Linked DNA regions of Homo sapiens: region 2 is linked to region 1. Evidence: chromatin loops called from intact Hi-C (ENCODE). Cell type or tissue: PC-9. All regions are shown on one strand. Region 1 overlaps PRKAG2 (protein kinase AMP-activated non-catalytic subunit gamma 2). Region 2 overlaps PRKAG2 (protein kinase AMP-activated non-catalytic subunit gamma 2).

What was found. A loop is a pair of places that touch in the nucleus more often than their neighbours do. Peaks named below come from ENCODE experiments on the same cell type or tissue, not always from the same donor. Only the 100,000 strongest peaks of a DNase experiment are listed, where the experiment ranks them.
Region 2: a loop joins it to region 1, with 2.7 times the contacts of the local background. A loop is called at or near these places in 9 of 110 quality-filtered maps.

The regions. Positions count from the first base shown.
Region 1 is chr7:151,686,586-151,689,085 of GRCh38, forward strand. The region is part of intron 3 of PRKAG2 (protein kinase AMP-activated non-catalytic subunit gamma 2); the gene reads right to left. Among named protein-coding and RNA genes, the nearest start is that of PRKAG2-AS2, 120 kb to the right of the region's middle. RefSeq lists enhancers at 1-2,500, 778-1,977. In PC-9, no CTCF peak of the experiment used is centred here; a DNase peak (open chromatin) is centred at 1,226; H3K27ac peaks cover 2,175 bases.
Region 2 is chr7:151,735,560-151,738,059 of GRCh38, forward strand. The region is part of intron 3 of PRKAG2 (protein kinase AMP-activated non-catalytic subunit gamma 2); the gene reads right to left. Among named protein-coding and RNA genes, the nearest start is that of PRKAG2-AS2, 70 kb to the right of the region's middle. RefSeq lists an enhancer at 1-483. In PC-9, a CTCF peak has its summit at 1,185; a DNase peak (open chromatin) is centred at 1,082; H3K4me3 peaks cover 1,217 bases; H3K27ac peaks cover 1,350 bases.

The sequences.
Region 1 (2,500 bases):
CCAGCTGCTTTGAGACCTTGCTCTGAATGTTCCTAAAAGACAAGTTTCACACCCGCCTGGTGTCCTCCCCACCCCACTCCAGCCCTGCCCCTGCAGGACCCCCTCTCTCAGCAGGAGTTTCTGGACTCTGGCCCCTTTATAGCTGAATGGCCCTGGCCCTAGCTGAGCTCACTCTCAATTCATATTTCAATCTGGAGTAAGGTTTCAGGCTGCAGATTTCGGTTCTAGGCTCTAAGAATCTGTTTTATGATCTTTTGTCATTGAAACTGTTCAAAATATGTTGGAAAATATCTGAGTGATCTTCAAGTCAAAGCATCATGGTAATATGGAAGGTGAAAAAATATTTCTATTTAAAAAAAAAACTTTCAGGAATTTTTCCAAGGTTATTCTCCTAAAAGGAATCCGGAAAATATCCAGTCTTATAGGGCTTTGTATACCCAATAACATTCTGCACCTAGTTATGAAATAGTTGGCTCTAGCATATGGGTATTTACATGGGAACTAACAAAACAAAACAGAAATGGTGGTGCAGGGGAAGGAAAGGAGAATCTCACAGGGGCTAATTTTAAATCTGTCCCAACTCTGACAATGTGGTCCCAGCCTCTGCTGTCTGCCCTGTTCCTTCTTCACGCTTGCTTGGAGGTCAGAGTTCTACATCATGGACCCAAAACGTAACCCTAGATACTTCGCTTGGGCAAAAGACAACAGCAGATATGCATCTTGATGTTGCCACTTAGAAAGCAGTCCTGGGGAGGCACAGGGGAGGCCCCTCTGCTGCTTTGTGAGAGAGAGAAATTCTGCCACAGAACTTTTCCCATATACAATGGTTTCGGAAAAACAATTTGCTAATAATTTGTCAATGAAAGGGAAATGTTAGCAGCCTCAGTCCCTCTAATTATCAGTATTTGTGGAATCACAAAAGCAACAGGCATTGTTTGGTGCTGTGGAGATGAACTCTGCCGAATGTGATAGTCTGGAATGGGCCAGCATGAGAATCATAGGTGGTAAGAATGGGCATGACCTTGGACAAACATCTCAGAACCTCATTTTCGGTGGAGGAAGTGCAGGCTCTGAGAGGTGAAGTGTGTGGCCGAGGATCTACCCCCCACCCCAGAAGCAGGTCCACAGCCATGACTCAGGTCTTCAGGCCGCAGCCCAGGGCCTTGCTCCATTCCAGGAGGTTTCTGACGGTGACCTCATCCCTGTGGAATGTTGGGGAGAAGACCGTTTGTATGGGCGACAGGAAAAAGCACACGGTCGCACCAGGCGAGGTGGGTGCCTCAGGTCAGAGGTGTATCTGCCTTGGGCTGCCTCTCCGTGTCCACCCTCCTCCCCAACGGGGCTCCCTCGGCCAGCTGCCAAGGGTGTATAGGGTGGAGCGGGTAGTGGAAGGCCAAGACTTGGCACTTTGGGTTTGGAAGGGGAGGGAGGAGGAGGAGGAGGAGGAGGAAATGAGGCCCCCCCCCGGGCTCCTTGCTGAGTCAGCATGGTGACTACTGTCATTTCCTAGAAGGAAATAAGGGAAGGACACCAATTCAATAGGAGACCTGGGGGACTTTCATACTCTCAGCTGATGCCAGGGTGCCCAGTGAGCAGGGGAAAGGCTTCCTGGCCCTGGCGGCAGGATGGGGCCAGAATATTCCTGGGCAGGAGCCCCCCCAGGTGGCCCATCCTGCCTGAGCATGTCTGAACATGTTCTTAGGTCAGGACTAGAGTTCGAGATTTCAGAAATGTCATTCTAACCTTGATCTCTTCGAGATGCCTGTTTATAACACAGCATCGTTCATGCCAATTGTCTGGCAAAGCCGGTATACACGGCTATCGCTATGATGTAAAACAGCAGATCTCATGTGAGGGTAAACTTGGAATTTACCCCGATGAGATGCGGTGTGGGGAGGGTCCAGTGGCTGCGAGGCCCTGGAAGCATGCCTCTTTCAGGGAGGCCTCCATCATCAGAGCTTCCGTCTGCAACGTCCCTGCCCTGTGCTGGCCAGGGAACTCCGCGGCGGGCTCCCCCACTGTGCCCGGGATTCGGACACTGCTTGCCGCGGAGTGTTTCCAGTCCCTCTTGAAATTCCTGGTTGTTGACAATTTGTTTATTATTCTAGCTCTTGAGGAAACTTCCTAAAAACTGGGGAAGAAGTAGTTCTTCAACTTTCTTGAATCTCAGGACACTTGGATCATCTGACGAAACTGATGAATGAAGCATGGGTACACAGATTTCTCTGTCTCTCAAATCACTTCGGGGCCCTTCTAACTCCCCAAAAGTCAGGTTTTAGGAATCTGTATTCCGAGGGGTCTCAAAATGTTCACGTGGTTCCCCTCTCCTCCAGGGTGGCCGGCCTCCCTGTTCCATCTTCTGAGAGGAGCTATACCCATTTTGCACCCTGAACCTCCAAACTCAGAAGTCTCTGAGGAGCCCTGAATAGGAGAAAATGTGGCTGAAAATGAAGTGGAAAATCAGTGTGATAACCAAATCAAGATCACGCCTCGCTGGGAC
Region 2 (2,500 bases), 49 kb after region 1:
ACAGCTGAAAACAACAGTGCCCATCCACTCTTACTTTTCCCCTGAGCCACAGTTTTTGCATAAATGAATGACAATCCAATCCATCACTAGCCTCCCTGGGCCAGGTGGGGCAAGAAAGGAAACAGCTTCAGAAAGAGTATTGTCAGGCGGCTCCCCACAGCAGCACTGCCATCAGCAAGGAAACACTTCCCACGTATTCCTCTAACCACCGCCTGATGTTATATCCCAGTTGGAAGAGAGTGGCTGGAAACAGCTACTGCTTAGGAGGGTGTGCACACACGCCGTGGGGTTCCCTCCCAAGGACAGACCACCAGGGGCTCGGGAATGGGCAGAGTCCTACCGAAAAGGCCATGAGGCTCCGACTGGCGCCTCTCCGTGCTTCGATTTTGGTCCTTGTGTTTCTTGTTGCTCCTGAGGCTCCCAAAGCGCTTCATGGGTAGCTGTGGCCACAGGAGTGGCGACAGGTGAACATATCAGGACCCACAGAACCGGTGTCAGCCCCAGGTGGCCGGGAGCCAGAGGAGCATCAGCCCGACAGGCACAGGGCGCCCCAAAAGCTCAGAGTGGCAGCCTGTGCTCAGGTGACAGCCCGGGTTCAAGCGTCCTCACCAGGGGGTCTTCAGGGCGACCTCACCGCAGCCCCAGAGTCTGTGAGGCGCCAGGGAGTGGAGCCGTCCTGACGGGGCTGCACCTCCGGCCACAGCAGCTGGAGCGTCAGCCCGGCTGTCCTTAAGTAGCAAGAAGCTGCCGGAAGCGCAAACAGAACTTCGCAGGGGATTTGTTGATGTAGTTAAGGTCAGCTGCTCACTGATACTCTCCAGGGCTTTTTTTTTTTTTTTTTTTCTCCTTAAAATTAAAAAAAGGAGGGAAGACCAGATAGGCAAAGGAGGCACAAGCCTGCAAGTCATGTGCAGCCGTGCATGATGTCTCTTTAAACAGACTGTAAAAGGAAACCACCCTGGGCAGACAATTCTTGGCACCAATTGGCCAGAGCACATTCCCATTGTGACATGACATCACACAACTATTTTGATTCATGGGTTCCAGGGCCCCACGGGGTCAGAAGGCTCCGGCTGCTGCCGGGTGGAGAAGCCACACAAGTCCCTGGGCTGGAAATTGCTGAATCTACCCTGGCTCACGGTTCCACTCAATGAAAGCAGCAATGCCGTCTTCAAGGAGGGGATACAGCTCCCCGACTGGAATTTAACGGAAGGTCTTCGGCAAATGCGTAATTTGAGCTCTGGACTTGCTGAGAATTGCAGCATGACAGAGCTGGAAGAGATTTTAGAGAGATCTAGTCCAACTCCCTTCTATGACAGATGGGGAAACAGGCTCAGGACAGGGAGGTGACTTCCCCAAGATCCTGTCGCCAATGGTAGAACCAGGACTGGAGTTCTAATCTCCTTGACTCCTAAGCCAAACCGCTGATCAAGTAAAACCTAAAACATTTATAATTTGTATATGTTTTGCAACCAATAAAACAAACTTTGGAAGCAAAAGATAGAAAAAAAATCCTTGACTTTTTGTCTGATAGCCTCACTAAAGTTACCTGCTTTGCTACTAACCAGCTTTGTGACCATCAGAAAGTTACTTCCCATTTCTGAACCTCAGTTTCCCCCTTAGTGAACTAAGACAAGACCAGGTCATTTTAGGATTTAGTCTAGGGCCAGGCACGGTGGCTCACGCCTGTAATCTCAGCACTTTGGGAGGCTGAGGTGGGAGGATGGCTTGAGCCTAGGAGTTCAAGACCAGCCAGGGCAACACAGTGAGACCCCCATCTCTATTAAAAAAAAAAAAAGAGAGATTTAGCCTAGTTCCAACAGTCTGAACCTCTCATGGTAACTGATTCTTCCCAAATGACTATGCACATGAGGAGGAGACTATGTCAGACCAGTTAAATAACCCCCGAGCTAAAGATTAGTAGCCTGGGTTCTTCTGGCCGCCCACTAGGGTGGGATAACCTCCCAAAACTGCAACGCCATCAGTTTCTTCAGCGGAATTGTTATTATCTACGGCTCGTCCGAAAACAAGGGGATGGAGTGTGGGGTGGAAGCGCCCCAGCAGCTTGCCACTGGAGCCCAGGCCTCCTCAGGAACCACAGGTCCAGCCTCCCAACTTGGGTTGGGCTGCTTTTCATGCCTTTTCTCTCACCTCTTTCATTTACAGAGCTCAGTGCCACTGGAGTTGTTGGCCCAGTCACTGCAGATGCCTGATGAGATAAAGATGGCTCCACACTCGGGCAACAGGAAGGAGGGCAAGGGAAGTCTTCCATTCTATCCCCATGAGATGAAACCCTGGAAGCTCAGCTCCCACCCCAGATCTGCCATTCCCATGGGGCCTCCATCCACAGAAGCCAGAGATGCCCAGATCTGCCACTCCCACGGGGCCTCCATCCACAGAAGCCAGAGATGCCCAGATCTGCCACTCCCACGGGGCCTCCATCCACAGAAGCCAGAGATGCCCAGATGTGCCACTCCCACGGGGCCTCCATCCACAGAAG